Linked DNA regions of Homo sapiens: regions 2 and 3 are each linked to region 1. The links are chromatin loops, found by intact Hi-C in ENCODE. Cell type or tissue: left ventricle myocardium inferior. All regions are shown on one strand. Links, peaks and the distances in the headings refer to the core of each region. The heading gives the core; the rest is flanking DNA. Region 1 has its middle 62 kb from the start of OSBPL8. Region 2 has its middle 54 kb from the start of E2F7. Region 3 overlaps ZDHHC17 (zDHHC palmitoyltransferase 17).

Evidence for each region. Peaks named below come from ENCODE experiments on the same cell type or tissue, not always from the same donor. Only the 100,000 strongest peaks of a DNase experiment are listed, where the experiment ranks them.
Region 2: a loop joins it to region 1, with 6 times the contacts of the local background. A loop is called at or near these places in 89 of 110 quality-filtered maps.
Region 3: it touches region 1 in a loop (13-fold over the local background); 106 of 110 quality-filtered maps call a loop at or near these places.

Annotation. Positions count from the first base shown.
Region 1 is chr12:76,615,697-76,627,027 of GRCh38, forward strand. It overlaps the pseudogene YWHAQP7. Among named protein-coding and RNA genes, the nearest start is that of OSBPL8, 62 kb to the left of the region's middle. RefSeq lists a silencer at 8,293-8,587. In left ventricle myocardium inferior, for the core only: no CTCF peak of the experiment used is centred there; a DNase peak (open chromatin) is centred at 5,985.
Region 2 is chr12:77,005,702-77,017,032 of GRCh38, forward strand. No RefSeq gene overlaps it. Among named protein-coding and RNA genes, the nearest start is that of E2F7, 54 kb to the right of the region's middle. In left ventricle myocardium inferior, for the core only: a CTCF peak has its summit at 5,432 (motif pointing left); a DNase peak (open chromatin) is centred at 5,430; H3K4me3 peaks cover 413 bases; H3K27me3 peaks cover 257 bases.
Region 3 is chr12:76,785,667-76,796,997 of GRCh38, forward strand. The region is part of intron 1 of ZDHHC17 (zDHHC palmitoyltransferase 17); the gene reads left to right. Among named protein-coding and RNA genes, the nearest start is that of ZDHHC17, 27 kb to the left of the region's middle. In left ventricle myocardium inferior, for the core only: CTCF peaks have their summits at 5,500 (motif pointing left) and 5,706; no DNase peak of the experiment used is centred there; H3K27ac peaks cover 1,418 bases.

The DNA of each region.
Region 1 (11,331 bases), core at 2,294-10,293:
GATGGTGGAATCATAGGCCTCCAATGAACCTCAAAAGCTATCTAGTCCAATCTCCTATCTGATGCAATGGCTAATTACTCTTGGAAAAGAAGTCTCTATTATTTAATTGACCTTCTCCTTAAATTTCAATTCATTTTTTTAAAAATGTGAACTCTAGGCCAGGCGCGGTGGCTCACGCCTGTAATCCTAGCACTTTGGGAGGCCAAGGCGGGCAGATTGCCTGAGTTCAGGAGTTTGAGACCAGCCTGGGCAACACGGTGAAACCCCATCTCTACTAAAATACAAAAAATTAGCTGGGCGTGGCGGCATGTGCCTGTAGTCCCAGCTACTTGGGAGGTTGAGGCAGGAGAATCACTTGAACCTGGGAGGCGGAGGTTGCAGTTAGCCGAGATCATGCCACTGCACTCCAGCCTGGGCGACAGAGCAAGACTCTGTCTCCAAATAAACTAACAAAAAAATGTGAACTCTAACAAGTTTATGCAGAATAAATACACATCACTTATTTTTAATAATCATAAATGTTTTTACTAAAACTACTATTTTGAGTTTATCCAAAAAACTCAATAATATAATAATAATTATTTTCAATGAGTTGCTGGTTTAAGTGAAACAATATAACTATACACACAGGAAAAGGACAGGCACAGGTCTATACTCTCAATAAGTGCTGAAGGAAAGGGAAGCCTCGGGAATGTTTGGTCAAAAACCTCTGCTGGGTGATGTAGTCTTTAAGCTTTCCCTTGATGAGAGTGGCTCAGCTGGAGAGATGGAATGGAGGGGGTTAGGAGAGGGCCCTTCAGGCAGAAATGGAACAACCAGATCTAGACTCACAATGGAAATAAGAAAAGCATAAATAAGAAAAGCATGAATAACAGAAAGTGAAGGAATGAGAATGAGTGGCACTGATGTATGTCCTACTCTGAAAGGTAAAAAGACACGGAGTTCCAATAGCCAAGCTCTACCTTTCCGGAAGACGGAGAAACACATTTGGAAAGAATACAAAGCATATGGGCCTGGGGTTTAGGAATGAGAAAGCATCACATTTTAGGATGGGTGATGGTTAAATGTTCAGCCTTGCCATAGGACCAACCTGGATTTAAAGTTTAGGTCTTCTTCCTGCTGGCTGTGTGACCTCTCTCAGGAAAGGTTGTGTGTTTCCTCTCTAGGAAAGTTATGCCTACCTCATCAAATAACATGTTTGTAAAATACTCAGAGTAATGGCTGGCACAAAGTAAACACTTAGTAAATGGTAGCTCTTCTTCTTACTATTATTTTTATGGAAGCTCTGAAGTGGTTGAAGATGGGCTTGCCCCCCTCATTTCTACAGCAATTCATTAAGGAAATATTTTCCAACTTGGGAACTTTTGTCTTCGTTATTATTATTTTTGTTATCATTATCTTTTGAGACAGGGTCTTGCTCTGTCACCCAGGCTGGAGTGCAGTGGCGCAACCACAGTTCACTGCAACCTTGACCTCCCAGGCTCGAGTGATCCTCCCACCTTAGCATCCTGAGTAGCTGAGATTACAGGCACTTGCCATCATACCTGGCTAATTCTCATATTTTTTGTAGAGACAGGGTTTCGGGTTTCTCCATGTTGCTCAGGGTAGTCTCAAACTGGGCTCAAGTGATCCTACTGCCTTAGCCTCCCAAAGTGCTGTGATTACAGGCTTACAGGAGTGAGCCACCATGCCTGGCCTCTTTGTTATTATTAATTAGCATTCATATAACATATGAATTAGCATTCATATAACTTAATGTTCCAAATGTTCTGACAAAAATTTGTTTGCAACTTTAATACCACTCCTGACAGAAGGTAGGTGCTACAACAAAAGAGGAGTAAGGAGAACATAATTAAAAGAGCATATTGAGATAAGTAATTTATGACCCAAAGTATGGATCTGAACACTGCACCAACCAAGACTGTGTGCTGACAATGTGTCCATTTTTCTAACCCAACTGGTTACCACTAAATCCCCTCACCTGTTGTGCATGGACTGTCCCTTCAGCAGAAGTGCCTGGAATTACTTTGTTTCTACATAAAAATTTTACAGTGTTCAACTGATACCCTGAAATCTTTGCAAGGAGTTACATGCTGTTTCAAAGATTCATAAGGAAATTGACTATTTGAATTTAGAAGTGCATTTTCCCATAAAAACTTGATTTAAACAGTTTACTTCTGAGGTGAGTCCACCAAATGAATGCATAATGCAACTGAAAAATTAAATATTTTAAAATAGAAAGGCAGTTTAAAAAAACTGGTATAATATTGGCTATTAAGCAGAATAGGAAAATAGTGTTTGTCAATGAAACAGTAGCCCCAGGTTCAGTCCTCTGCTCGGCTACTCTCTGGTTGTGTGAATCTGACCAGATCATTTTACCTCTCCATCCCACAGTTTCTTCATCTGTAAATGAAAGCGTAGGAAGACTTTTAAAAAGTCTTTCCTATTCCTATACCCACTAAAACGAACTGAAAGAAGCTAATTATAGAAGGAAACTGTCTACAGTGAAACTAAGAAAGGCTCTAACCTCATGCTACTAACTCATCAACATCATCCACAAAGATGATCATCCACAAAGAACATCACGTGAAGTGACCTAAAAGAGAAGCAGCGTTCTGATGCAGGACTCTCTTGCTCCTGGACACAATGAAAACTAGAGATAAGACTGAAGCACTTCTAATTCTATCCAGTTTAGAGGAACGAAGCCTTCAAAGAAAGGGTGGGCATCAGGAAAGACAGCAAACATTCTACTTTGAAACATTCCCCTGCTTAAATTATCTCCAAGAGGCTATATCTCCAGAAGTCCTACTTAGGTTGGATTTGAGGAGAGATATTTGTTAGAAGGGGGGCCTTAAAGCTGATTTTGCAAAGTACTTTACATCAGACTGAGTGAATGTCAAAGGTCAATATCAAAGAACTGGGGAGAGGGCACTAATAAAATTATGGAGCCAACAGTCCCCAGGTACCCCCTGGCTCCGCCATAGATGGAAATAATGGGACAGGAGGAGGAAGCCTTCAACAAAGGAGAAACTGTTTTCTTCTTTGTAGAAACCACTTGGAGGGCAGTCATTGGGAAAACTCTGAAAGGCCACTGAAGCCCCAAGCTCAAATCAGCTGACAGCTGTGCAGCCCTTTGTGTCTCAGGGTCCCTAGTGTGACAAGACGAGGGGAACTTGAGGCCACAGAAATGCAGCAGTTAACCCATCTCATAGTGGGGAGGAGTGAGACCTACCAGAGGGAATAGAAATGTGTCATGCCCAATTATTGAGGGAGCCCACATCGGCTACAAACACAGGCCTTTCTTTATAATAAGAGCAGGGGAAAATTCCCAGTAGACTGGAGAAAAATGAAGAATCAGGAAAGAGGTCAAGCCAGGTGATCAGCAAATGGCTTCCTGTGAAATAGATTTGGGGCATCAAACAGCAGAGAACTGTAAACAAAATGTTGAACTTGAACTCTAAATGATCTCTAAATCTCATTCCAACTCTAATATCTCGAGGATCGGTGCAAAAGAAATCTTTATCACAAATCTTGATACTTATAGAAACACAGATTTAAGTGGAAAAGAATGAAGGTGGTAAGTGAGGACTTCATGGTGATTCTGAGGGGGGCTTTGAGTACTTGCAAACACTTTGGATTCAAGGGTTTTGCTATCATTGATTTTACCTGCATTGTGAAGGCTCTCCTAGCAGGTTGCAGAGCTGTCCAAAGAGGAGCACAACTCACTCTCTGTGGCCTACAAAAACATTGTTGAAGGCTACAGGTCCACCTGGAGGGTCTCTTGAGCATTGAGCAGAAAAACCAACACCTCTGACAAGAAGTTGCAGCTGATCAAGAACTATTGGGAGTGAGCTTCACATCACTGAGAAAAAACAAAAAACAAACCAAAAAACAACAGAAAACTATCAGGAGAAAGTCAAGTCTGAACTGAGATCCGTATGCATTACTGTCCTGCAATTTTTGGATAACTATTTACTATCCAATGCAACTAATCTAGCGAGTACGATCTTTTATCAAAAATAAAGGGAGATTACTTCCAGTACCTTTGTTGCACGTGGTGATGGTTGAAACAAATGATAGATAATTCCCAAAGAGCTTCCTAAGAGGCATTTGATATAGTAAAGAGATGTAATCCATATACATGTCTTAACATTTCTGTACTTTACTATGAGATCCTTAATAACCCAGAGCTTGCCTGCGAACTGACTAAAACCACTTTTGATAGGCCATAGAAGAACTTGATACACTGAGTGAAGATTCAAAGACAGCACCCTTATCATGCAGTTGCTTATAGAGACAACCTAACATTATGGCCATTAGACAGTGCAAGAGAAAAATGTGATGTGGCAGCCAAGAGACAGAAAAGTAAATGCATACAAGGCGTAATCTTTCTTCCCTTCAAGAAACTTTTGTACACATCTCCATTGCCTTTTCCACTTGGATTTCCTGTAGCAAAGAAACCCATTCATGATGGCCGGGCGCGGTGGCTCATGCCTATAATCCCAGCACTTTGGGAGGCTGAGGCAGGCCGATTACGAGGTCAGGAGTTTGAGACCAGCCTGGCCAACATGGTGAAACCCCGTCTCTTCTAAAACTACAAAAATTAGCTGGGTGCGGTGGCAGGCACCTGTAATCCCAGCTGCTCGGTAGGCTGAGGCAGGAGAATCGCTTGAACCCAGGCAGCAGAGGTTACAGTGAGCTGAGATAGCGCCACTGCACTCCAGCCTGGGCGACAGAGTGAGACTCCATCTCAAAAAAAAAAAAAAAGAAATTCATTCATGCGTATGGGATCAACCCATTTACAGTCTTTTCACAATGCAGCTTTGGGAAAACTCCATTTCTTTCGTTTGTCCTGGCCCTCCTGGTGTACAGTTACTGCTATAGAAAAGTATTACTGGCTTCATTTCATATAAAATATTAGTAACTTCCACTTATATAGTGGACTAAAAATGTACTTGATATTTAAGTAATCTGAACTAATGCTGCAAGCAATTATGTTTTGTACCACCCTAAAGATCTGAAAATACAGTTAATTACAATTCGAGAGTATTCCCTATGTAACTTCTTGATTTCTTTATTCCCTCCCTTACTCTTCTTCAAGGGTTTCCTTTCGGTATGGAACTTTTCTGGCCTGGGGGGGAAATTGAAATGTCTCCTATATAATAGTTTATGGAGGTCACGTATATCCATAACAACAAGGTTTTCATTTGCTACTGTTTAAGTTGACAACTTCCCTTCCCAATAAAAATTCATGTACACCTCTTGTCTTTTACTTCCAGTATTCACCTTAACTGTTTAATAGAAGTATCATGTTGCTGCGAAGATACATGCATTGCTTTAGGTAAATTAAAGTGCATATCATTACTTAATACCCTAGAAAGCAGAAATACATTACACAAGTCCAATTCTAAAACTTTAGTACTTTTCTATGCAGATTTGTGCACATGTGAGAGGGTATCCGTTTCATTTAGTGACTGCTACTCAGAGTTGGACCAGCGTTTTTTGTTGCTAATGCACTGTGGTCCCAAAAAAGCCTTGCAAAAATGTTGTGCCCTGTGTAATAGCAGAGAAGCATAAAATAAACTTATACTTTATAAGCCGTTTACTATTGCTTTGTAACAATTGCCTACTCATATTTTAAGGAATAGGTGAGTTCACTACTTTCTGAAGTTTATCATAGTTCCCTTGTATCTTATGCAAAGTGTAGTAATGATACCCATAGTTCTGCATTGTGATACCCTTTTCTAGAGAAACCCAGAGATGTAAAAAATTGTACTACATTTCTCAGAGTGTTTTAACATAGATCAGCATCACAGGCTATCTATTCTTCAGATATAAATTATACATGTTAAGTGTTATATGGTATAAAGTGGACATTTTAAAGCTAGAAATAAAATGGAGTGTATGACAGAATCCTACTCGAAGAAATGATTATAGGGAAGGTACTAGGTCAGACAGTTCCCCATTCTGGTCAGCAGGTGGCACTAGAGTAGCTTGGATGCCAAATGGAACAAAGGGTAAAAATAGATCTGGATCAAAACAAACTTTGGGTGAAAGTGCAGGAGAGGCAGGTGACTGGTTGTTTACATTTCAATATGTCTTATCTCTCTTTCTAAATTGTTCATTGTTTGAAGTGAGGCACACTTCTAGGTACAACTAAAAGTTGTACTGAACCTTTCTGTGCCTTGGACTCTTACCTGAAAATGGATACAATAATAATGCCTACCTCATAGCATTATTGTGAGAACAATGAATTAATGCATGTCAGTGCAACAGTGCAGATTGCAGAGTAAGTGTTCAATAAATGTCAATTATTATGACTCTGCATAATGACCATGAGGCACACATAGTAGAAATTCAAAAGATATTAGTGGACGCGGAATTGCATGGGATGCTCATAAGCCTGATGTTTATAACTCAGAGACCACCTAGTATTAAAATATCTGTAAGACAGATTGGTATGGGAATAATTGGGAATAATTACTTACATTGATAATGTGACTGTTTTAAATGTAACCTCAAGAGTTCACTGAAATGCTATCTTTCTGAGTATCATTTAGTTCACTGAGTCTTTTCAGAGATGTATTGTGAGGGAAATCTAAAACAGTAATAAATATTGCAAAGCTAGGCAAACCTATTCTGGTGTGTTCCTTCAGCAAGAAGTGTCAGTCTCAAACGTGTTCAGCTCAGCCCAGACACAGGAAACAAAGAAAGACCTTCCGCTTTATGAATTCAGTTCCATCATTACCTAGAAAGCCACTCAAGATATACAAAATGTTTGAAGAAAGAGGCTCGTACTGGTCATGCTGTTCTAAGTTTAATATTCAGTGGACCGGGGGGAACTCTCGAGTACTTGCTCAGCCATCAAGCTGCACTTTCCCTTCCAAACTTCTGACTCTGCAAGTTCAGATCTTAGAGTAGGGCTTCTATCCAGCTTCCAGGTTTTCATGCCACTTTTTCCTGAGAGTATAGCTCTGCACTCACCCCCAGATAGGCCCTTGACAGCCTGCCTATCCATTTCTCACCCTCTTATCCTGTTACCTGAACTATGCTACTGTCCGCCATATACTGAATGAGATCCTGCTTCAAACCCCATGGATCCTTCTGGAAAGATTATTACTGCTTCTCTGACTATAAGTACTACTGCTACAGCTTAGATTCACCTGGTATTCCCCATGCCACTTTATTTATTTTTTTATTTATTTTCATTTTTTTTTTTGAGACAGGGTCTTGCTCTGTTGCCTAGGCTGGAGGCCAGTGGCATGATCATAGCTCACTGTAACTTTTGATTCCTGGGCTCAAGCAGTCCTCCCACCTCAGCCTCCCAAGTAGCTAGGACTACAGGCAGGCACCACCATGTCTGGCTAATTTTTAATCTTTTTGTAGAAATGGGGTCTTGCTATGTTGTCCAGGCTGTCTCAAACTCTTAGCCTCAAGTGATTATCCTGCCTCAGCCTCCCAAAGTGCTGGAATTAAAGATGTGAGCCACCCTGTACACCCAGCCTCCACTCCACTTTAGACCCTCCTGTTGGGACCACTGACCATCCCTAGCAGAGGCAGGCCCAGTTGCTGTCTTTTATAATCCTTCCCTTCCCTTGCCTGTGCCCATACTTACCTTCCTTTTTTTTTGTTTTTGTTTTTGTTTTTGTTTTTGTTTGTTTCCCTACTGGCTCAGAAAACCTCATTCATAGCTGATAGGAAGGTAAGATTGGAAGGGAATAAGAAAAAGGCAAATATTACAAGGATGAGGAGTGATAAGAATACTTTGAGCTCCAGAGATGTAAATACTGTGCATAGGAAATAGAAAATAAACAAAATGATTCTGAAATTTTCACATAAGGGAGGAAATATAATTTCATATACAGGCAATATGAAAATAAAGTTGGATTTAACTCTGACTCCTGCCTCTTCCACCTACAGGTGATATGACCTTGTGCAAGGTTAAGCCCTCTGAGTGTATTTCCTCACTTATACATGAGGTTATAAAATGGTTCATTTTGCAGGGTTACTGTGAAGACTAAATACGATGACACATATGAAAATGCTCCATTTATGCCTGGCAACTGTTCTGCCCGTGTCTTAGGTTAGAGGTTGAAAGGTGAAACTATTGGCTGAATTTGGTTCAAAGATATGTTTTATTTTGCCTTGAGTTAGGGTCCCCAAGACCAGCCCCAAGTTTGATGATTCACTAGGAGGACTTATAGGACTCACATATAGTAATACTCATGATTATGATTGGCAAAAGGATACAAAGCAAAATCAGCAAGGAAAAAGGCACATGGGTCAAAATCCAGGATATACCAGCCACAGACTTTCAAGGGTCATCTCCCATGGAGTTCACACAGGATGTGCTCAATTGCCCCAGTAATGAGTTGTGATAAAACATGTGAAATGATGCCAACCAGGAAATTCATTACAGACTCAGAGCTCAGGGATTTTATTGGGGCCTAGTCATATAGGCAGCCTCTGCTAGGCACATACTCAAATTTCAGAGTCCTAGAAGGAAAGCCAGTAGTCAGCATAAACATGTTGTCTACACAAAAAGTTTAGGCACAGCGAGTCACTCTTACCAGTTCTGGGAATGGTGGGAACCCTCCTGAAATCCAAGTTCCCAGATGCCAGCCAAGGGCCGGCTTTGTAAGCAGGCCTTTCCAAGGATAAGCAGTTAGGGCTGCTACCTCAACTTTTTGTTGCACAGACCTGCACAGGGTTTGTCTGTGCAGGTTTCTTTGTTTTGTTTTATTTGTATTTTACTTAGTTGCCATTTTTTAAATATTAAGATATTTCACTCAGGATTTCCATCTTCATGTGAAAAATCAAGTAGTTAAAAAATAGATTCATATTCCCACATGGCAACAATTGGTAGTCCCTTTTAGATAAGGCTTCATGTTCCCTCAAATTCCTCCTAGTCTCTGCCACTCCCAATAGTCTTTGCCACACTGAGCACCAACTGCCATTTACATCCTGCTTTTGCGAATCTGGCCTTGGCCGCTTGGACCAGGAGTGGCCGCTTGGACCAGGAATGGCCATTTGACCAGATGACAAGAGAAAGAAGCAGGCATGTGGAATACCACTGAGTCGTGATAATGAACAATGATGCAAACAGGTCATGGTTAATGAATTCCTCCTGTTGAGGTCACCAGAAATGCCATGAAATCAGAACTCCTCTTTGCCACCCTCTATTATAGCAGTTACTTGTGGGTATTCTTGGGTTGATATGACAACACTTTCATTGCTATATATAGTAAGTCCTCTTTATTTAAGCTAACTCCAGTCAGTCTTTGCTCCTGCCCACCTAAAGATCACTGATCGGAAAAGTGTTAATATAAATTAATTATTACATATATTTGCCCGTTAGAACTTTGTAACTTGAAGTCATTGTTATTGTCATCCCCACCAAGACTTGTGATCACAGACTAAAATATGTCAACAGAAAGGTAAATCTTGTTCAAAGGAAATCAATCCAATCAAGTAGTTGTATGTATCGATATGCCCTTTTATTTACTAACTCAACTACTGTGTGATAAAATGAAATTTCATCTTTATATTCCTAGCATCTAGAAAACTACCAGCTATGGAGTTGGATTCAATAAATGTTTCCTAACTTTATAAAGTTCATCTATAACAAGGTCTAGAAACCCAAGGATAGAAATAATGAAAATCATTATGCTCATGCTAAAAAGGGGAAAATGCAAGTGATATAATTGCAGTAGTGTGCTGCATGCCACCCAACCATACAAATGTTCTAGATGCTTCTTTTCTCATTCTAGTTACAAAACCGGCACAGATACAAGCTCCAGAGAAGGAACTGCAAAGATTCCAATGTCTGTTGATAGGTTCATTCTACTAAAAGCAAAGAATTTGAAAAGTTCTTTACTTGCTTCCTTGATAGTTTCATTTCTCAGACGACTGAGGAAGCAATTAGGGGATTTTATATTCTAGACTTGACTTTTACTAATAAGAAAAACTGAGTTTTTAAAGTTAGTAAAGTAACTAGAAACTACAAGAACACCAAGAAAAAGAGGCAGTGTCATGCAGATTGCGTATCCCTTATCCATTAAGGTGCTAACATAAGAATTAGGCGTGCTGGGGATTCATTCATTCATTCAACAAATGTTTACTGAATGCTTACTATACGCATGCCTATTTTAGGTTCTGGGTATATGACAGTGAATAACATAGACAAAAATCCATGCTCTGTTGGACCTTGCATTCTAGTTGGGGGACGGGGATAATAAACAGCTATATTAATAAAATATGTAATAGTTCAAATGGTGATATGAACTATGAAGGACAATGTCAGGGAAGAGGAATAGAAATTGCTAGGGAAGAAGGATGCTGTAATTTTATGTAAGGTTATTGGAGAAGGCCTTGAAAAAGGGACATTTGAGCCAAGGTAGATGGGGGAATGAGCTATGTAGGCAAGTGGGAAAAGAGGGAGAGAGAACAGAAGGTATATATGGGTTTGTGCCCTGCTAAGTGAGCCAAGGGAGAGTAGGAGATGAGATTAAAGATTGCAAAATGCCTTGTAGGCTATTGACTTTGGTTTTACTCTGGAATGAGAAGCCGGTAGAGAGTTTGAGCAGGGTAGTGACATAATCTAGCTGACATTTAAAAACGCAGGCGAGAGGGAGGAAGCAGGAGATTAGTGCAATAATCCAGATTAGAGATGTTGCTAGTGTAGACCAAAGTGATAACAGCTGACTTGGTAAAAATAGTCAGATTCTCGACATATTTTGAAGGCAGGGCTACCATGATTGAATTATGGGAGAGGAAAAGTGGCAGAAAGAATTGAGGATGACTCTAAGGTTTTGGCAAGAGTGACTAGAAGGATGGAGATGTGATTAACTGAAATGGAGGAAAACTGTGAAAGGAAGAGTTTTGTAAGAGAAGAGGAGTTCAATTTTTAGACATGTTAAATTTGAGATTCCTTTTACACCTCAAAGTGGAAATGTTGGTAGGCAGTTAAATATATGAGCCTGAAATTTAGGCAAGAGTTCTTGGCTGGAGAGTTATCAGTATATAGGTAATATTTAAAACCATGAGATTAGATGAGATCACTGAAGGAGAGAAAGTATTGGCCAGGTACAGTGGCTCACGCCTGTAGTCCCAGCACTTTGGGAGGCTGAGGCAGGAGCATTGCTTAAGCCTAGAAGTTTAAGACCAGACTGGGCAACACAGTAAGACCCTGCATAGCAAAACCCTGTCTCTACAATTTTTTTTTAATTAGCTGAGGATGGTGGCACACACCTGTAGTCCTAGCTACTCAGGAGGCTAAGGTGGGAGGATCGTTTGAGCCCAAGAGTTAGACGCTGCAGTGAGCTATGATCA
Region 2 (11,331 bases), core at 1,999-9,998, 390 kb after region 1:
TAAGTGGGGGAAATAATTGGCTTCTGGCATGAGAGAACTGAGCTCTTTACACTCTGTTTAAATGTTTTCCATGTTAATTAGATCTAAAATGTAACTGTCAGAATTATTCTCCATTTTTCCGTCCAACCTGGGTCTGAAGAAAGGCAGTCTGCCTTCAGTTAGTTGTATGGCACCAACAGCCTGCTGGCAAACAGTATGTGCAAATACTTGCTGACACAGACCAAAAGTTTGAACTTGAATAACTTTATTTCAAGAGAAGACTTTTAAAAATACTTCCCTTTAGAGAGTAACCACAAGACAAGGTTATACTTTAAGAAAACAAGTTGAAGTAGAGAAGATAGTTTTTTAAAAATATTATTTTACTTTTTATAAGTCAGAAACCATATGGAATTTCCACTCTTGCCTAGCTCGTAAATGACTTCACCTGGTTTTCTTGAAACTTGACCCTCCAAACTCCAAACTCAGCAAAGTCTAAAGATGAGTTGGTATCTGGAATTGATATTCTACAGGCCAGTCTCTTACACAGGGCAAGTTGTTCAGGAAGGAAGGGAGACTTAAAGATAGGGAGGAATGAGACATCCTTTTCAGCCATCGCATTTTGACCTGATCTTACCTCTCAAAGCCCTAATGTTTCTATTTCTGGACTAGAAAAGTACTTCTCTTGTCATTTGCTTTTGATATTTTTCGAGGAAATGAGGACAATTAGTATACTCTTCTAGGAGCATTTTTATACCATGATCTATATATACAAAGCAGGCGATTGAACAGAAACATAGGGGCACCTTGGGCATCTGATTACTTGGTGCCCTTTGGTTTAATATTTTTAGATATTTGGCAGGGTGTGGTGGCTCACGCCTATAATCCCAGCATTTTGGGAGGCCAAGGCAGGTGGGTCACTTGAGCTCAGGAGTTCGAAACCAGCCTAGGCAACATGGCGAAACCCTGTCTCTACAAAAAAATACAAAAAATTAGCCAGGTGTGGTGGCAGCACCTGTGGTCCCAGCTACTTGAGAGGCTGAGACAGGAGGATCACTTGAGCCGGAAGGGGACAGGGGACAGAGTTTTAGTGAGCCAAGATCGCACCACTGTACTCCAGCCTGGGTGACAGAGCGAGACTCTGTCTCAAACAACAATAACAACAATGTTTTTAGGTATTTATTAAATGTTTATTTAATGGTGGTGTGGTTGTGACTAAAAGGAGTAATTTCTGTTTTTTATGTAGTAATAATTTCTACTTTCCCAGAAGCAGGAGCAACGTACATTTTGCTAGTTACAAAAGATAGCTGTGGAAAGTAGAGGTAGTTGGTATATATTTCGTCTCTCTCTCTCACACACATATATGTTCCTGCAATACTTGGGTGAATCTTTGTGGATTTGTTGAGCTAGCCTGATGCTCAATCTGGCTCTGAATGCCAGGTTTCCCTTGTATCAGTTAGCAGTTGCTGAATAACAAACTACCCCAAAATGTAGTGGCTTAAAACAACAACTCTTTATTATTATTCACTAGTCTATTGGGAATAGACAGTTGATAGAACTCTAAGATAAACAGACCCGCCCAGTAGACTAGGGAATAATAATAAAGAGTTTTTGTTTGTTCTTTGAGATGGAGTTTCGCTCTTGTTGCCCAGGGTTGGGATTACAGGCGCCTGCCATCATGCCCGGCTAATTTTTGTATTTTTAGTAGAGATGGGGTTTCGCCTTATTGGCCAGGCTGCTCTGGAACTCCTGACCTCATGATCCGCCTGCCTCGGTCTCCCAAAGTGCTGGGATTACAGGCGTGAGCCACTGTGCCCGGCCAAGAGTTGTTGTTTTAAGGGCTGTGCTTTACTAATTTAGCTGGGCTTGTTCATGTGTTTTCTGTTATCTGGTTGAGGAAGGTTGCTCCTGGCATGAATTTACTCCACTCTAAGTAGTCTCTCTCTCATCTTCCAGTTGGCTTAGCCCAGACAGTTTCTCAGGGTTGAGGCAGAAATCCAAAGACGAGAAAACTGAAGCACATGAGTTCTCTTGTGGTCTGGCTTCAAATTGATGTCATCATTTCTGCTATATTCTGTTAGCCAGAGCAAGTCACAAAGCCAGCCAGGTTTAAGAGGTGAGGAAATAGACTCTACCAGCTGATAGGAAGAACTGCAAGTCACGTTGCAATGAGCATGGATAAACGGGGTGGGTAGAGAATAGGAGCCATATTTATGATCAATCTATCATGGTCTGTAACTGTGAAATCATGAAGTGAATAGAGTTTGTCTTTGGTAAGTCACTTTTCAGTTTTTAAATAGTATATGTTAGTGGAAAGATTGGTGGATTTGGGGTCAAGGACCCAGGGTCAAGTCTTAGCTCTGCTTTTTTATTTGGCAAATCATTTTGCTCTCTAAGCATGAATTTGTTTGTCTTTAAAATGGGGTGATGACATTTATCTACCTGTCTTCTAATTTTTTTTGACATGTAAACTCTCATGTTTAATAAGTAAGGTGAAAAAGACTCTCCTTCTTAGCTATTCAGAGCCTTTATGCTGGCTCTTGGCTGCTGAAGCTCCATCCACCACCACCACCACCATCTTGTCTCATCCCATGCAAATATCTCCTGTTCCCCTTAGGTTTGCTTCCCCAGTCTCTTCTCCCACCCTGATCTGGACTTTCCTCAATTCTCACTTTATTTCCCTGTCAAATGTGAACTCTCTTAATTGTTTTTCTTGCTTTAAAATTGTGTAGCTAATTTGATAAATGACTTCAACCAAAAATGATATTGTTTCTAGATAAAACTGGTATTTTTGCATCAGCCTACTGAGGAAATCAGCTATGTCCATGCTTCTGTTAAGCTGCCCTAGATTTGCAAAGCACTTTACATGTGCCTCTTCAATAGTTATCACCATCTCTGGAGCCCTGATAAGGGCTTTAGATACATTTTCCTCATAATCTTGACCAAAAGTTAAGAGCCTCAGCCCTGCCACTGACTAGCATTGTGATTTTAGGGGTGTCACCTCCATTTACACTTATTTTTTTCTTACCTCTAAACAGGGAAAATTTGATAAATTGATCTCGAGAGGCCCCTCAAACACTTGAATTTATGACATTCTAGAATATTTACAAAATAAAACATGGAGAATCCAGTATTGTTTTGAATATTTCTTTATTTTGTAGTTTAGCAAGTCAAGTATTCTGTAGCCAATGATGTCTTAGAAAAGAGGTAATTATGATCATAATTAAAATAACAAATATAAGTAAACCTAAATCCCTTCTTGGCAAGAGGTTGTTTTTTATAAAAATCATCTCATCTCTGTTTTGCTGTTCTGATATCATTTGAAGAGTTTTCATTCTGTGATCAATGGTAATATCTGATATGAGAAATATTATTTATATAGTAGAATGGATGATAGCAAGAGAAAAAGTGAGAAAGGAATGAGAGAAGGGAAGAAGCTAACACTAACTCAACTCTTATTCTGTGCATAGTAAGAAATGATTACAGAAACATGACCCTTGGCAGAGATTGCTAGGTATTCTCCAAATTCTGGGTTCCTTTCTTCTGGGCACTCGGGCAGGTTATATCTCTCAGCTTCTTGCAGATGGCTGTGTCTCTGTGCCTGAGTACCAGCTGATGGAATGTGAGTGGAAGTCGTGTCCCATCTCCTGGTCTGACTTCCAAAAGCCTCTCAAATATGCTCCTTCCCCTTTTCCCTGCTTCCAGCTTCCCTGGGTGAAAATGATGCCTAGGTGATCTTGAAAGTCCTGTGTTGATGACCGCAGAACTGCCGTCAACCTGTTCCCCTGAAGCAGAGGCATGCTGCTGATGAGGTATGCCTACCTTGCCCTACAAGGTGAGCGAGAAGAAAACCTGCATAGTGTTTGAACCATTATGCACTTTGCAGTCCATTTGTTACAGGAGTTTAACATACTCCAATTAATATACAACATTAATCTTCAAATCATTCCTATGAGGTAGATAGTACTTACCTTTATTTTTACAGAGGAAAAACTGAGGCCCCAAATGAGATGGGAACTTTCTCAGGTTATACAAGTGGCAAAGCAAGATTCAAACTGGGGTCACAACTCCCCTCATACCGCAAACATTTCTTTCATGCATCAAGAGACTACCAGAATTTTAATGTAGAAATTTTCATCATATTTCTACATGTTGGGCAAAGATGTTGAAAGATAGTAATTCCCACATCATTCTGTGTCCAATATGAGCTAGAGGCAATGTGCCACAATGGCGTTAGGTTCTGACAGAATCTAGGCAAGTCATTTAACTTCTAAGGGCCTGAGCTTTCCAATCCAGATAATTAAAGTAAAAATTAAGATAGAAAACTGGCTGGGCGCAGTGGCTCACGCCCGTAATCCCAGCACTTTGGGAGGCTGAGGCAGGCGTATCACGAGGTCAGGAGATTGAGACCATCCTGGCTAACACGGTGAAACCCCGTCTCTACTAAAAAATACAAAAAATTAGCCGGGTGTGGTGGCGGGCGCCTGTAGTCCCAGCTACTCTGGAGTCTGAGGCAGGAGAATGGCGTGAACCCGGGAGGCGGAGCTTGCAGTGAGCCGAGATCGTACCACTGCACTCCAGCCTGGGCGACAGAGGTAGACTCCGTCTCAAAAAAAAAAAAAAAAAAGAGAGAAAACCAGATTTTCCTAACTGGTAAGCCAGTTTCCATTCCCATTTCCCCTTCCTTAAAACAACAATTTACCTTTTGTCCAACTCAATCTTAAAAAGTTGTCCCATTCTGAGGCATAAAAACCTTCAAAAAGTGGGGTTGAGTATTAAAATAAATAATGCATGTTAAGCACTCGCATAGTGCCTAGCATATAATAGGTGCTCAATACAATCATAATCTTTTAAATAAGGCAAAATTGGCCCTTATGAGCACAGTGTTTGTGTACTATGTTCAGAGTTGCTCAAGCATTCTGGATTTCCTTTTCTTGCATTTCTCTATTGGGATGGGATTTGCCTTATGATTAGCATAAGTTATAAGCATCTTGGTCTGTTCTTCAGGAAAAGGAGGTAATTTGGGCTGCAGGCATGTTCTCATTGGAGAAAATGAGGGCAATTAATGGTTAGTGTTCAAGAACAACAAAGCTCTTTCAGTTGCTTAGCAACTGAAGCTAAGGGGTGGGCAGACACTGTGTGAACAGTGGGGAAGAGAGAAGCAGGGAGGAGTGTAAAAATGAATTTAACGTCCGGCTCATTCCCAGGTGGGTGAAAAGTGATTTATGTAGCTCTGGTATTTATAGCTATTTATTTGTTACATGACTGGAAATTTTAATGAAATATTTTGAAATTCAGCAGTGGTAAGTCACAGTGGACATTTATTGCTCTAATGCAAGGGAAATGTAAACTGTTTATTTAACACGTTGATTGCAAATGAAATATAGAAATGGTTTAGAAGTCTTCTAGCTTTGGAAATCCGTCAGGCTGCACAGACACTACTGCCACCGTGTGGACAATGCGGGGAGCCTAGCGGGAGCTGAGGGATGGGTATAAGAAGCTCTATCTCTGAGACCTTCCGATGGTTTTGCTCACGTGCCCCTGAAAATAATTTTGAAAACTTATGGCACATTTTTAAGTTGATATGTAAACATTTTAATTATAAGTTTAAATGGTTGTAAATAATATAATCTCTTATGGTTCATGAATATTGACATTTCAAAATAAAATTGCTATATTTCTCCTTTAAATGTATAGAAGGGAATTTAAATACCAGTGGGATTTGATATTCACCATCAGCTATTTTTAAATTACACAAAAAAGCTTTTATAAATGAGTAATTTTCACATAATTCCTTTTCCTCCTTGGTCTTATATTTGAATTCCATTTCCCCAATAGACTTAAATTCTGTTTTACACACATTTATGTTTTAATATATAATGCTATATTTAATATTATGTATATATAAAACACTATATATATTTCTCTATAACAAAAATAAATATAAATTAAAAGTTAAGTTATAATTTTTTCTGTTGACCACAAGGCTTTAGTTATCTACATTTTTAAGTATACAACTGATTGAAACACAAATGTTAAAATATTTATTGAAAATAATTTTATTTACTTTATTTAAATTTATTTAAAATAATTATTAAACATTAAAAAGTAATTAATACTTGAGATATATGAAGCTTTAAAAATTAGTTTACATATCCATGATGAATATTATTGCTAGAATGAGACAAGGGTCAGCATCGATACTATTCATATTTATCATTTTTCTCTAGTTGTAAGCCTCAAGAAACTTCAGTCACAGAAATAAGTATGGAAGAAATTTTATTAGGCAGCATTAACTGAATTTTTAGAACAATTTCCAAGTTATTTGCCCTAAATGATGTATACTTTTTTAAAAAATTTATTTTATTTTTGAGACAGAGTCTCGCTCTGTCGCCCAGGCTGGAGTGCAGTGGCGTGATCTCAGCTCACTGCACCTCCACCTCCCGGGTTCAAGCAATTCTCCTGCCTCAGCCTCTTGAATATCTGGGATTACAGGTGCCCACCACCAAGCGTGGCTAATTTTTGTATTTTTAGTAGAGATGAGATTTCGCCATTTTGGCCAGGCTGGTCTCGAACTCCTGACCTCAGGTGATCTTTTTTAGTAGAGATGAGATTTCACCATTTTGGCCAGGCTGGTCTCGAACTCCTGACCTCAGGTGATCTGCCTCCCAAAGTGCTGGGATTGTAAGCGAGAGCCACTGTGCCCAGCCGACTTATACTTTAAATAATTTTCTTTTTTTAATGACCAGTAGACACATTGATTAGGTTTTGCTTCAAGGTTGTTGACAGCCAAGGAATCGGAAACTACAGGACCTGCAGCAGGATTTGGTGCCCAGTCATCAGAATAATTTACTCTTTCAGCACAGACAATATTTCAAATCATCCCTGTGATGGATGTTCTAGAGGTTTCTATACCCCAGACAGGGAATGTTTGTAACCTTCAATTGCATGGGAGGTAAGCTCTTCTTTTGCAATGAGAGGGAAAATTTAGAGAAAGGGGCAATGGGAACAGAGAACTAGCTTAACAGTTGACCAGAGATTACCTAGGCAAATATATTTTAGAGATGCACCCAGATGGAATTTGAAGATATAAATAAATTAATCCCCTTAAAATTATCTGTATAGATCTATCCTTTGAAAAGTCTTTCCACACTGATGCTGAAATCACTGGTTTATCCCAAAAGCTTCTCTGTAAGGAAGCGTTTCATAAGGCTGATGCCAAAATGAGCTGCCATGGTAGGGGTCGAGGGGGCATAGTTAAGGTTTCAGTGTTGGATTCACTGAGTTTAAGTCACTATTATTTTGCTAGAATAACTTCTGCACTAAAAAAACCCCGAAAAAAACCAAACCAACAACAAAAGATGGTGTTGGGAAATGTTAGCAATGATTTTGAAAGCTCTGACTTTCTAAAATCCCATGTTGGCCATGCTGTGTTGGTCCCCTCAGTTATTATTATTATTAAATTATGCCAGTCAGGATAGCCTAAATTAGGTCGAGGTAGCAAACAACCCCAAAACTCAACAACTTGAAGACAAGTCCTTGTTCATTGCAGATTGGCTACAGCTCTGCTTCTTGCCCAAGACAGTAACAGAGCAGCCCATTTGGAGCATCTGGTTTCTTGGCAGAGAGAGAAACAAGATCTTGTAAACCATGAGCAGTCTTTCAAAACTTCTGTTTCAGGAGAACACACATCATTTCCATCTAGTTTCTTTAGAAAAAGTAAGTTCATGGCCACTCTTGAGTTCAACATGGTAAGGATGTACACACCTCCTCCAGGAAGAGATCACAGGTCTTCAAGCCAATGTAATAACTTATCACAAAAATCCAAAATCTAGGAACTGTTGATAACCATAGTAAACAGATGGTTATCATTTTCTAAAATTGTTAAAAATACAGTTGACCCTAGAACAACATGGGTTTGAACTGTGTGGGTCCACTTACACGGGACTTTTTTTCAAAACAGTTACACCCAGCAAGACTGCTTCTCCTGCCTCCCCTTCCACCTTCTCCACTTCTTCTGCCTTTTCCACCCCTGAGACAGCAAGACCAACCCTTCTCCTTCCTCTTCCTCAGCCTACTCAATGTGAAGATGATGAGGATGAAGATCTTTATGATGATCCAGTTTCATTTAATGAATAGTAAATACATTTTTTCTTCTTCATAGTTTTCTTAATGACATTTTCTTTTCTCTAGCTTACTTTATCATAGGAATACAGTATATAATGCATACAACATGCAGAATATGTGTTAATCAACTGTTTATGTTATTGGTAAGGCCTCTGGTCAACAGTAGACTATTAGTAGTTAAGTTTTGGGGAAGTCAAAAGTTATATTTAGATTTTCGACTACATGCAGGTCACAGTCCCCACCCCTTCATTGTTTAAGGGTCAACTGTATTCATTTTAATTTTACAACTTATTCCATCATACAGAAAAATACAGAGATCAATACAAAAAAGACATGAGAATTTATATCCCAAAATTACCAACTGTTAACCTTTGCTATATTTACAGCTTTTTCCACTCAGCAGTATATATTTTAGACATATCCATGTTGTTACATATAGATCTAGCTATTTCAGTTAAACTATTTAGTAGTAGTACATTATGGAAAGAGATCACAGTTTATTTATCCCTGTTGTTGGAACTTCAGTTTGTTTATATCTTTTGATTGTTACAAACAATGGCACAATAAACACTGTTATACCTGTCTCTCTGTGTACAAGAGTTTCTCTAAGATTTATGCCAACAACATAATTGAAAGGCTTCACAGAGTGGCCTTGTAGGGTTTAAAAAGCTAATTGCTTTTCAAGTTGCAGCTTTAGAAATGGCGGCTCCAAGGGGGCAGACTTCACAGGAAATGAAACTGTGGCTTAGTCCCACCCTAGACGATTTTCTTGGCAGAAAGAAGCCAAGACAGCCTCATGAGCCTCTCCCGGGCCCCTGGGCGGTGAGTAAGGAAGGCAGTAGAAAGCTTTCGTAAGGGCTGTGAGTGCCGTGGTAACATTGAACTGAGAGCCAGCTGACCTAGAGTGGCCTTGCCTTCCAATGAGGGGGGCCGAGCAAGGCCCGGCCAGGTATTCCAGGGAGTGGATTTGGCGCCCAAGGAAGTTGCCGTGACATCAAAAGGGACAACTGGGGCCAAAGAGCAGAAGGGAAAATGTACATCTTAGCTGATGACAATTTGAACAGGTAAGGACTGAGAACCAGTCTACCCTTGCTCATGGCTTGATGTGTGACTGTAGGAAGCGGGTTCAGGGCTGTAGCGAAATTGCTGTTGCTAGCTAGCATCTGTTTTATGCCTTTTCCATTCTAACAGAACCTGATTTTTGGTCAAGTGTTACCCTCCTCCTCCCCCAGCTTCCAGGAGCCCGTGTGCTTCAGTTCCAGGGTAGGTCGACATGGAATAAAGATAATCCTATCTGGACCTAACTTGGTGTAGAAACGGGTACGGAACCCAGTTTGGACCAATAACAATTGAGGAGATACTTACTGGGGAACTCTGAGAAAGTTCTTACCCCTCTGGAAGAACTTTGATAAGTTGTTTTCTTCTCTTCCTTTGAAGAGAAGGCTGCAGCCTGTGGATTAAACTTACATATGGAGCAAAGCGGAACCAAATGAACTGGAGCGAAAACGAGCTGGAGTCCTTGTCCTACCTCTGTGCTTTTAGTGATGTAAGCCAACAAGGCCCCTTATTGTTAAGCCTGTTTGAATTATGTTTTCAAATACTTGCCACTAAAAGTACTTCAACTGCCTCTAGAGAGTTTCAGGGAGTTGTGTGTAGAGTGGAGGCTGAATTGAATGAGACTAATTTCTGCCAGAAGGTAGAATGAGGGCTTAAAATAGAAATTAATTTCAATCCCAGAAATATATATATATATATAGGCAGCCCTTGCTTTGCCTGGTTCTAATATGCATGTATGTCAGTTGTCATGGGTTAAATAATATCAATCTTCTAATAATATGATTCAGATTTTAGTTAGTATGATACACTCTCTACATAAATAACAGATGCCCATCATGACCAACAAGCAATCATGTCATTTCTTTCTTCTTCTTTTTTTTTTTTTTTTTTTTTTTTGAGACGGAGTCTCGCTCTGTCGCCCAGGCTGGAGTGCAGTGGCTCGATCTTGGCTCACTGCAAGCTCCGCCTCCCGGGTTCACGCCATTCTCCTGCCTCAGCCTCCAGAGTAGCTGGGACTACAGGCGCCTGCCACCACGCCCGGCTAATTTTTTGTATTTTTAGTAGAGATGGGGTTTCACCGTGTTAGCCAGGATGGTCTCGATCTCCTGACCTCGTGATCCACCCGCCTCGGCCTCCCAAAGTGCTGGGATTACAGCCATGAGCCACTGTGCCCGGCCGTCATTTATTTCAAAGTCTGTTGTTGATGCATAAAGTCTCTCTTCATGTAGACAGCAAAGCATGGAGTAATGTTGCCTGTTTGTTTCCTAGCGTTAGACACATGACATTTAATAAAATGAATAATCAGAAGAGAGAATTGGCCAGTAAAGATGAAAGTGAAGTACCATATGAGAAACTGTAGATATGCAGTTACGGAAACTTAGGGTGAATGTATCAACCTGTGAGGAATGTGGCTGTGATGAAAACCATGAAGGTGCCCCAGAGGAAGAGATGTCTGTAAAAACTATCCATTAAATGAACTCTTGGAGATATTTTCTGCAATCAAAAGTGTAAAAGATAAAATGTTGGAAGCTGATCCAAACTTAGAAAGGAACATGACAATTCACCAAGGCATAAAAAAGATGTTCAGTACTTATCGTAAGTTATATGTTGATGAGAAGGTAAGAGTTCTTCAAGCTGCTCTTGATAAGTTTTTACAAAGAAACAAAACATTTTAATTCTCAATCTCTCTAATACTATAAATTATATACTAAATATTAGTTTTAATATCTTTTCATTTCTCTATAGCCAACAGTAAGAGAATTTTTAATATCTTGATAAAAATTTAAGAAGTCACAGAACAATTGCAATTATGCATGCATGCATGCTTTTGCAGCAATCACTTGGCTTAAAACGCCTCCCACCCAGCAATCTAATAGGCATCTTTCAAGACCAGTTCAAATGTGAAGATTGCTTTGCACACTTTCAGTATGCATGACTGTTTTTATGGTCTTGCATTACTATGTAAAGAGAGGATTGTCTGCATAATAAAATTACAACTTCCTGCACATACAAGTGTGTGGTCTGTAAAATTAATACAATCTGGGAATTGTATGGATCACCTATTTGATGGGTTTGTATGGACTACACCTATCACATTTGTTAAAACAATTTGTCTTAGCTTGGTAAGTGGCATAGCATAGGGGTGAGGGTGCAGGACTGGGAAATTTGGAG
Region 3 (11,331 bases), core at 2,059-10,058, 170 kb after region 1:
CTTGAATTGTGAATTGAATTGTGATTTCTAAAGGTTTGCCTGAGCCTGAGATGGGATGTGTCTTCTAAGTAGAATAGCTAACATGAGCACAAAGATACTGAGGTTTTTAAAAGTACATGACTTCTTGGAATGGCTGGTGTACGTAAATGTGTAGGATGTGTAGAAGGGAATGGTGGATACTAAAGCTGGAAAAAGCAAACTGGGACCACTTCATGAAGGATTTTGTATGATTGCCGAAATGTCCTCTCTTTACCCTTATATGTATGATTTTAAGGATTTTAAGTAAGGGAGTGATAGGGACAGTAATATGGGTAGACCATTTGTGATAATATTAATACAGAGGAAGGGACGGATTTATTTTGAGAAAAGAAGCATTGCGACTTGGTGAATATTTGAAGCTGTGGGATAAAGAATCAAGGGGGAATTAGTTTTCTTTTTCTTTCTTTTCTTTCTTTCTTTTTTTTTTTTTAAAGAGATGGGATCTTGCTCTGTTGCCCAGGAGTGCAGTGGTGTGATCACAGTTTACTGTAGGCTCAAGTGATCCTCCCACCACAACCTCCTGAGTTGCTGGGATTACAGGTGTGTGCCATTAAGCCTGGCTAATTTTTTTTATTTTTATTTTTATTTATTTTTGAGACAGAGTCTTGCTCTGTCGTCCAGGCTGTAGTGCAGTGGCACGATCTGGGTTGAAGTGAATCTCCTGCCTCAGCCCCCTGAGTAGCTGGGATGGCAGGCACCTGCCACCATGCCTGGCTAATTTTTGTATTTTAGTAGAGATGGGGTTTTACCATGTTGGTCACACTGGTCTTGAACTCCTGAACTCAAGCAGTCCACCCGCCTCGGCCTCCCAAAGTGCTGGGATTACAGGCATGAGTCACTGTGCCTGGCCTTTTTAATTTTTATTTTTAGAGACAGTCTCACTATGTTCCTCAGGCTGGTCTCAAACTCCTGGCCGCATGTGGTCCTTCCCCATCAGCCTCATGAGTTGTGGGGATTATAGGTATGCACCACTGCACCCAGCTGAATTTTTCTAGCTTGGACATTTTGATAGTTAGAAATGCCTTCTAGTAAATAGCACAGGAAAGGTGGAAGTATAAATTTTGGGGATGGTGGAAAGGAAAAAAAAATCTTTAGATGATCTTCTAAAATTGCATATCTAATTCTGTTACTTCCTTCCTCAAAACTCCCTGATTGATCTCCGTTGCCTGCTGAACTAGATGCCTAAATGTCTTTACTTATTCTCAGTCGAAGATGGGGTTTTTGCACTTCTCCTAAGAGATAGTTTACAATACTTCTTAGGATTTTCAGTTACGTATCTTTGCCATTCAAATTACATTTTGGTAATTACATTTAGATAATTTACATGTGCACTTGATGCAAACATTTAAAAAACCAAAATAAAACAACTTAAAATACTTGAAGGTACTTCTTCCTTGAAATTTTCCAGAGTCGTTTTATGTCTGCCCTAGTTTTTTGGGCCCTAATGGAAATGTCACCACGACTTGAGTGTGGGCTGCTGATAAGAACAGTTGGCCTGTGGTAGAGAAGGGAGGTCAAGGGGAAGAGTGAAGGTCACTTTCATAATATTATCATCAACTAGGAGATACATAAAAATAATACTGGTCATAATCTTTACAGGATGAAATCGAGAATCTCCAATGAAATATTAAATTGGCCATATTCTATAATGTAACAGCCTGTTGGCATTTTTATGCCCAATCAAGTGGGCATTTTTATCCATATACAGTGTTATGCATTCCCTGGAATATATTTGAATAAGGATGATTGAACAGCTTTATGATGAAGAAACACTAAATACATTGACTATTAAAAAATGGAGGAAAAATAATAGGAAATAAGGAAGTATTCTCATTTTACTTTTCCAATATTGCATTTGATGTTTTTGCCAATGCCATCGGCCATAGAGTGAAAACACACACTCTGTCTCTCCCTCTCTCTCTCTCTCTCTCTCTCTGTCTCTTGTGTGTGTGTGCGCGCGCAGGAGAGTTGATGGTATTCTTACAGTATTCAAAGGTATCTAAAATCAGAGATGATATTTTAACATTGTGGCTGGATATAAGATAAATCTGTGAACATTAGTAGTAAAACCATATACTAGTTATAACCAGCTCCAAAATACAATGAAAATGATTTATATAGATCCATTTACACACTACTTACCAAACTAAACAACTCTCAGAATCATATTAGTCCGGATAAGCTATGTTTTGCTGCAGTAACAACCCTAAATTTCAGTGGCTTAGCTGAGTGTGGTTGTGTGCACCTGTACTACCAACTACTCAGGAGGCTGAGACAGGAGGATTGCTTGAGCCCAGGAGTTCCAGGCTGTAGTGGTGATGATCACGTCTGTGCATAGCCACTGTACTCTAGCCTGGGCAACATAGTGAGACCCTGTCCCTTAAAAAAATGTTAGTAGTTATGCTACACATACATTGTGGGTGGGATAGTAGGTTTTCTATCCAGTGATTATCTCTACTCTCTAGAAGATTGCCAGTCTCCTTGGCAGATGGAAAGAGAGACTGGGGAATTGCATGTTGGCTCTTAAACTTGTTCTCTGAAAGCAACAGATCCTTTTTATTCATATTCCATTGGTTAAGATCACATGGTCAATCACTTGGACACACTTATCTTTCAAAGGGCCAAGGGTGTACAGTTCAACTTTGTACCTGAGAAGAGAACTGAAAATATTTCATGAATAGCACTAATAATTGTAGCAGTATTGAAATATAAAAATGAAAACCAAAAAAGCACAAGGAAAAGATTAATACATGTGACTATAAAGGGTATAATCTCTGAATTATATTGAAAGCATAAATGAACAGTTCTAAACATGGAAGTCTTTAGATCAGTATGAAAAAGATTAATCTATATATAAAAGTGTAATACAAATATATTAAGCAGATTTCAGGAGTCAAGTACAATAAAATGACCAAAAGATATGAACAGGTAATTCCCAAAAGATGAACTAGGATAGGAAAATATATTTAAGTTGGAATCGCAATTTTTTTTTTTTTTTTTTTTTTTTTTGAGCAGAGTTTCGCTCTTGTTGTCCAGGCTGGAGTGCAGTGGCATGATCTCTGTTCACTGCAACCTCTGCCTCCCGGGTTCAAGCGATTCTCCTGCCTCAGCCTGTCGAGTGGCTGGGATTACAGACATGCACCACCACGCCCAGCTAATTTTGTATTTTTAGTAGAGACGGGGTTTTCTCCATGTTGGTCAGGCTGGTCTCAAGCTCCCGACCTCAGGTGATCCGCCTGCCTTGGCCTCCCAAAGTGCTGGGATTATAGGCATGAGCCACCGTGCCCAGCAAGTCTTTCTTACTCTTTAAATAGTGGAGAATTTAAAAATAACACCCAGTGCCAGTGAGTTTATGGAGAAATAGTTAATCATGTATTGCTGTTTGGATTATAATTCTTTTGCAAAACAATTTAGATACCATGTCAAGAACCATAAAAATATTCATACTCTTTAAGAATCCGTCTCTAGGAGTTTACCCCAGTTAAAATGAAGAAATATTAAATGAGTTAAAGAAAATATTTTTCAGTAGTGAGGAAGAATCCATCCATTTATTCTTTCATTTCATTTAAGGAGACCAGTATTATTTGTGCTAGGCTCTGTCCTAAGCACTGGACATACACAAATGATTAAGATAGGATTCCCACCCTGTCATAGCTTAAAGTCTAATGGTGAAGAGAATGTTAGGGGAAGACAGAGAAGAGGAAAGCCTAAAATACACAATCTCAGTTCAGTTAGGACATGTAAGAATAACCTAAAAATGTTCAGCAACTGGGAAATGTTTCAGAACATTTTGATATATTGGTATATGCAGTGGTATATATTGGTATATGCAGAGTGACTAACTGTGGTTGAAAGGAATACTTACAAAAACTATGTGTAATGGCATAAAGAAATGTAAAAGGAAAGAATATTAAGGGTGTGAGTACTATGATTATAGACTATATAAAAATACATAAACATTTGGGGAAATAAAGATTGTAAAGGAGTGTTGAAAGAAATCCGAAAAAAAAAATAAGGTTAGATTAAAAACAATAGTTGCCCTTTAAAATACATAACTTGAGTCTAGTAATGAGAAAAACGTCAAAGAAATCCCAGTTGAGGGTCATACTACAAAATACCTGACTAGTTATTCTCAAAACTGTCAAGGTCATCAAAAACAAGGGAAGTCTGAGAAGTGTCACAGCCAAGAGTAGCCTAGGGAGCCATGATAACGACATGTAAGGTAGTATCCTGGATGGGATCCTGGAACAAAAAGAACATTGGACAAAAACTAATGAACTCTGCACAAAGTATGGGCTTAGTTAATAATAGTGTATCAATATTGGTTCTTTAAAGGTAATGTATCATACTGTTAGCTGTTGTTAATAGGGGAAACAGCATGGGGAATATGAGAACTACTCTCTTGACATTGTTTTTGTAAATCTAGACCTCTTATAAAAAATGAAGCTTTTTTTTAAAGAGATAGGAAGAGGAGAGAAACATATGCATATAGGCATTTACTTAAATGTTCATCAGGCTGGGCACGGTGGAGCACACCTGTAATCCCATCACTTTGGGAGGCCGAGGTGGGTGGATCACTTGAGGTCAGGAGTTTGAGACCAGCCTGGCCAACATGGTGAAACCCCGTCTCTACTAAAAATACAAAAATTAGCTGGGCTTAGTGGCACGCATCTGTAGTCCCAGCTACCCTGGAGACTGAGGCAGGAGAATCAGTTGAACCCAGGAGGTGGAGGTTGCAGCAAGCCAAGATCATACCACTGCACTTCAGCCTGGGTGACAGAGCGAGACTCTGTCTCTAAATAAATAAATATTCATTCATCAAATGTCTGTGGAAAGACATTATAATACACTGCATACAATACGATACATATATTGTTACAAATACATGTATAGATAGGGATTAATGCTAGAAGGAAATGAAGTGAAAACTGTTATTTAAGGGAGCTAAGGTTGATGAATATTTTCCCAAATGTTTTCCTAAATCAGTTTTGTTCAGTCTTTCCTGAAAGACAGTTCATCACAAAGTTAAATACCTCATGTTCTCACCCATACATGGAAGCTAAAGAAGTTAATCTCAGAAGTAGGGAGTAGAATAGTGGTTACTAGAGGCAGGAAAGAGGAGGAAGGAGATAGTTAAAGGTTGGTTAAGGGATATAAAAGTACAGCTAGTTAGGAGGAATAAGTCCTAGTGTTCTATAGTATTACAGACTGACTAACAATTTATTGTATATTTTCAAATATACAAACACAGATTTTTAATGTTCTCAACACAAAGAAATGATCAATGTTTGAGGTGATAGATATGCTAATTATCCTGTTTTGGTCATTGTACATTGTATACCTGTATTGAAATATCACTCTGTATCCCATAAATATGTACAATTATTGTGTCAATTAAAAATAAAAGCCGAGAAAACATGGTGTTTCAGGTAGGTTGTAAGAGTCTGTCTTGAGTATAGTGCCATCTGCTGGCAATGTTAACTAATTACATTTTTAAAAAGTTATTTTATGATTTTATAGGGGAAACTGGTTTTTCTTGCCATTTTGTTATTCACTTGGTTATATATTTTTATGCTTATGCCCTCTTTTTATTATGAACAATAAGCATTCCTTTAAAGATCCTTATGATATGCCTAGAATTTAGAAGAAATCACTACCTCAGGTTTTCCTTTGTTGCCAAATTTTTTTTGCCTATTTCTATGGCTGTAACAAAATGCCTTTATTTTGCAAATGTAATTTGGGGTGAAATAATTTTTTTTAAAAGGAGCTTTATACGTATGCTTTTTGTTTTATTTTGTTTTAAGAAGGTTCGTTAGTATTAGGTAGAATTTAGAAATGAATCAAGTACCCGTAGAGACCCAAAATACCATAAATTTAATAGAATTAAATTTGAAGGGCAAGTCCCTTCCATTACCCTTCTTTCACAATATTCCTGAACTCACTATACTTAGTATACTATACTATACATCTGGGATTAGCATAGACGCAACAAGTCAAGGGCTCAGTCCCACAAGACTGAAGTCCCCACTTCAGATGCCAGTCACAAATCAGGCCTCCAGTATTTCTGGACTGACTGGCTATAAATTGGGTTCCCATGACTCCCTCCTCAGATTTGATAATTTGCATAAGTTGCTCACAGAACACAGGGAAACACTTTACTTACATTTTTCAGTTTATTATAAAGGATACAACTCAGGAACAGCCAGATGAAAGAGATGTATGGGAGGAGGTCTGAGTAGGGGAGTGTGGTTTCCATGCTCTCTCCAGGCATACTACCCTCTCAGAACCTTAATGTCTCCACCAATCCAGAAACTCGTCAAATGTTGTTTCAGGAGGTTTTATAGAACTTAATATTCAGCACCTCATTCTCCTTTCTGGAGGTCAGTAAGAAGAGTTGAAAATTCCAGCTCTCTAATCACTTGGTCATTCTAGTCACCAGCCCCCTCCTGAGTTTATGCTATATAGGCTCCACTCCAGGTCACTTCATTGGCATAAACTCTGGTGTAGTCAAAAGGGACCTTTAATGAATGACAAAAAACAGTCCTATCACTCAGAAATTTTAAGCATTTTAGGAGCCTTGTGCCGTGAACCTGGGACAAAGACGGATTACACTTATACCACAATAGGTCTAGCATTTTAAAAAGTTAACTAGTTTGCACATAGACACTTGGCGAATAGTTGATTGGTTATATAATCCCATCAAGGTATGCAAATAAACATGTATTATGGCATCTCTCATTGGCATATAAACTAGTATTTGCCCTATACCTGCTGTATAAGATTGAGTCTTGTCATGTTGATTTCTCTTTGCTGCAGTGTTTATCGCAGCTCAGCTTATCCCAGCTCTTCCCATTCCTGTCTACTATTCCTGTCTACTATCTGCTACCTATAGTAGCAGATTTTGGAGGTAATTTCTCTCCTTCCAGTTCTCTTCAAAGCCAGGACTATTAAAACAAACAAAAAAACCTTCTGACTGTCAACTAGATAATGTTAAGAATCTTCCAAGTGACTATAATTTTAAAAAAATATATGAAATCATTTTATGTTCCCCTTAGAACTTGGAGAATGTCTAATCTAGAAGTTTCAGAACTTTTTTTTTAGAAAGCAGCTAAACCTTTAATTGAAGAAATCTTGTATAAAGCTGCATGTCCTGGGGTTCCTACATAAGCAAACCCAAACCCAATTCAATGAAAACAGTGACATCAAACTTAAGTCTAACTAGAGACATTATCAGTTAGAAATCACCAACTGACCTCTAACTTGGGACCTTTTACTGGATCATGATCAAATAAGGCAAATGCCTAGCTAGCTATGGCTGATCAAGTAATTGCTTTGCTTCCAAGTTCAGCCTGTTGAAACCCTCTGCTCATGCTCTGAAGCTGAGCTTGCTGAACCTCTTTTGGTTATTAGTGTTGTCAGATTCGTGAGTTGTCCTTTGCTCAGATAAACTCTGCTAAATTTAATTTGCTTAAAGTTTTTAATACCCAGTATCTAAAAACAAATAATGAAGTGCTTTGTTTAAGACGGGAATGAGGCTGAGTGCAGTGGCTCCTGCCTGTAATCCCAGCACTTTGGGAGGCCGAAGTGGTAGATCACTTCAGGCCAGGAGTTTGAGACCAACCTGGCCAACATGGTGAAACCCTGTCTCTACTAAAAATAGAAAAATTAGGCAGGTGTGGTGGTGTGTGCCTGTAGTCCCAGCTACTCAGGAAGCTGAGGCAGGAGAATGGTTTGTACCTGGGAGGCGGAGGTTGCAGTGAGCTGAGATCATGCCACTGCACTCCAGCCTGGGTGACAGAGTGAGGCTCTGCCTCAAAAGAAGGGAATGAGTGTGTGGAGTTTGAAATCTCTGAGCTCTTCCACTTTTACCTTGAGGCACCTCAGAGGAACTTTTTGCTTATTTTATCCAAATCCCGTTTTACGAAGGAGAGATCTGTACCCTATAGTAGTTAATTGACTTGTTAGGTGTACCCTAGGTAGGGGAGTGGCGGACTTTTATTCATTAGCCTCTCAGTCGTGGATTTTTTTCTATTATACCAAGCTGCTTCTAATGGAATTACTGCGTTCTTAAAAGTTACAATGACACACATACATATTTTTAAATTAGTATTGCTTTTCTTGGTAGAAATAGCAATTAAATTGCTTCTTGGTTTCCATTAACATCGAGGAAAAATTACAGGATTTTATTTTATTTTTTTGAGACAGAGTCTCACTCTGTTGCCCAGGCTGGAGCACAGTGGCGCGATCGTGGCTCACTGCAAGCTCCACCTCCTGGGTTCATGCCTTTCTCCTGCCTCAGCCTCCCGAGTAGCTGGGACTACAGGCGCCTGCCACCATGCTGGGCTAAATTTTGTATTTTTTAGTAGAGACGGGGTTTCACTGTGTTAGCCAGGATGGTCTCAACCTCCTGACCTTGTGATCCACCTGCCTCTGCCTCCCAAAGTGCTGAGATTACAGGCGTGAGCCACTGCACCCGGCCAAATTACAGGATTTTAAAGAGTTTAATGAACTAAATATTTGTATGTTGAAAATATATTTAATATATAATAGCAAATTTTTAGCTTAAAAATTATTATCTATGTTAGATATGCTTATTTATATGAACATGTTAAAAATATGTTTTATAATTAGAACTGTTACTCCTAGGCCTATTGATAGTTGTGATTATCTTGATAGAGTGTTGTCATTTGTCACATTGACAAGGTACTAGTCCTAGAGATAAACCAGTATCCAGTCTGTTTAAAAGTGAGAAATAAAGTTCTTTATTACAAAATTTGTTAGGTAATAAAGCAGGTTGGAGATTTTCATATATACCTTTTCTTTAGTGAGTATAACTCTGCCACTGTAGAATTATTTGAGATATGTTTAGTTAAAGGCATATTTTAAAAAATAGATACCTTTTACTAAGGAAATAAAAACAACCTTATCGGAGGCACAAAACAGATACTTACATAGGTTAATTTTAATATGTTACTGGAAAAAAAAAGTCTAATTTCCAGTAACATTTTTAAGCTCGCATTTGGCAATGTCAGTGAAACAAACTGAGAATACAATTTAATCATTATGTACAGTAAATGAGGTCTCTGGGCATGAAAATAAAATTAAAGTTTCTTGAAAACTTTATGATAGTAATCCTCAGAAAGAGACTTATTTTTATTCTATGAATATTATTGGTATGTAAAAGCAATGTATTTGTCCATAGTAAAAAAGAATAGCATTTTGCCGTAGCACATTTTCAAAGTTTTTTCAAGTTATGTTATTACCTTTTGGATATTATGTTGCCCTCATCTGTGTTTTTACTTATTATTGGAAGGCTCTTGCTTATAATATTTGACTTATTTTTCTTCTCTACTTTGTCTTTCCATTCTGGATTGGAAGTCCTTCAGGATGACAGGCTATATTTTGTATACATGCACAGTGATGCTCTGAGCTATAGTGGAGCCTGAAGCAAAAGGAAGAGTTAGTGATTCTGATGCTGTCTCTGTTTTAAAATGTTGATGTTTGGTTCATGGGTGTGTGTGTGTGTGTGTGTGTGTTTTGTTGCATTGGTTTTGTTTTAAAAATATTCCATTAAAACGTTGTTGTTTTTGTTGTTGTTGATCTTGATTACTGCGTTTTTTGACAACCTCTTTAACGTTGCACATGTCTTACCCTATCCTGGGTGGGGTCCAAGTGTACATTGTAGAGAGCTTTATGTATAGCAGGCTCTCAATACATGTTTTGTTGGGTATATTATTCTGTTCTCCCTGAAAGATGTGATCAAGTTTTTATTCTTTTTCAGGTATCTTACAGCCATATAGATGTCAAAGTTGGAGTTTAAAAAAATTATTTTCCTTGTGGTTGGAGAGAATAGAATCAGAAAAGAAAATTTAGAAATAAGAAAGTGTTACTGGCTTAGAAGTATTTTACTTTACCTTAACCCCACTGAATATAGAGCATAGAGAGATTGAAAACTGGAATTCTGTGGAGAAATTAAATAGAAAAGATTTAAAGAAATTAAATGGATAAGTCTTATGTATTGGCTTGCTTTGTCAGTTATTCAGAACATTGTGTATACTCAAAATACTAAACCTACTCAAGCTACTCTATTTTAATGGAGTTTGAGAACAACCTCTTAAAAAATCATTTAGTGAACTATCTGCAGTATATTGTGAATCTTGGCTTAAGAATGATGTATATTTCTTTCTTCTAATGTGGGTATATAATTATAAATGTTAAAGTGTATTTTAACATTGGCTATAGCATTTTCATAAGGAATTAAGCATTTACTTGTTGAAAGATTATATGCTAAGCAGAATTTGCTTGTGTAAAACTTTTAAATTCCTTTTCATTGAAAATATTCAGATTGATAGTCTTCTAAATTTATGGTTCAAACAAATTAGTTTTAGAACTTTCCACAAAATTTGAATGGCTAGAGTAAGCTAAATAGCTTTTTCCTCTAGTAAAATACTCTCAACTTGGTATGATTAAGTATCAGTGGTAGGTGGTTTATCAGAGGCAAGAGAGCATATATTGTTCTAAGGATTTCTTTCCAAATCTTTTATGATTTATCCTTTTATTTATATTTACACATATGTTTGTCAAAAATATCAGAAACACAGCATTTTCAACAGATGTTATTGGAACTGAACAAACTCAGTTTTTCAGTTTTTATATAAAAGAAACAATTGTATTTTAGTGCTATGTTATATTGAGGAAATTGACTATATATACCAAATTTTGTATTTTTAATAGAAAATTACAGCATGTAAACTTTGAATAGATGTAATATTCTTTGAAACTCATTTAAATTTTTATGTAAATTAAATTTTATATATATGGATTTTTATATAAAATCTTTTTAAAAGGATATTAACATTTTTAGGCCTATTCAAGCAGATTTACCTTTTATCAGCACTGCTGTATTCCTTATTCATCTAATGGTAGTTCAGAGCATGAAGAAGTTTAGGAAAGGTGATATCTGAGAATAATAGAAAAATAATATCCATAGGTTCCTTCCTTTAGGGCCTTAGAGTTTATCTGAGGAATAGAGTAGTGCATGTGATGAAGGTTTTAAAGTAGAGTGTTAGAGCTGTGGGTCATACTAGAATAATAGAAAAATTGGTCAGAGAGAATGAGTTGATCTGATGATGAGGTAAGAGAGTTCTGTGGAGCTGAAGATTAGTTTCAGTTGCTAAGTTGTTACTTGTTTCTAATCTTACAGATTGTTTTAGCTTGAGAATGTGTAAAATGGGTAGATCTCTTTGAACAAGCTTTTTCCCTAAAGAGTGTAGACTTGGCCGGGCATGGTGG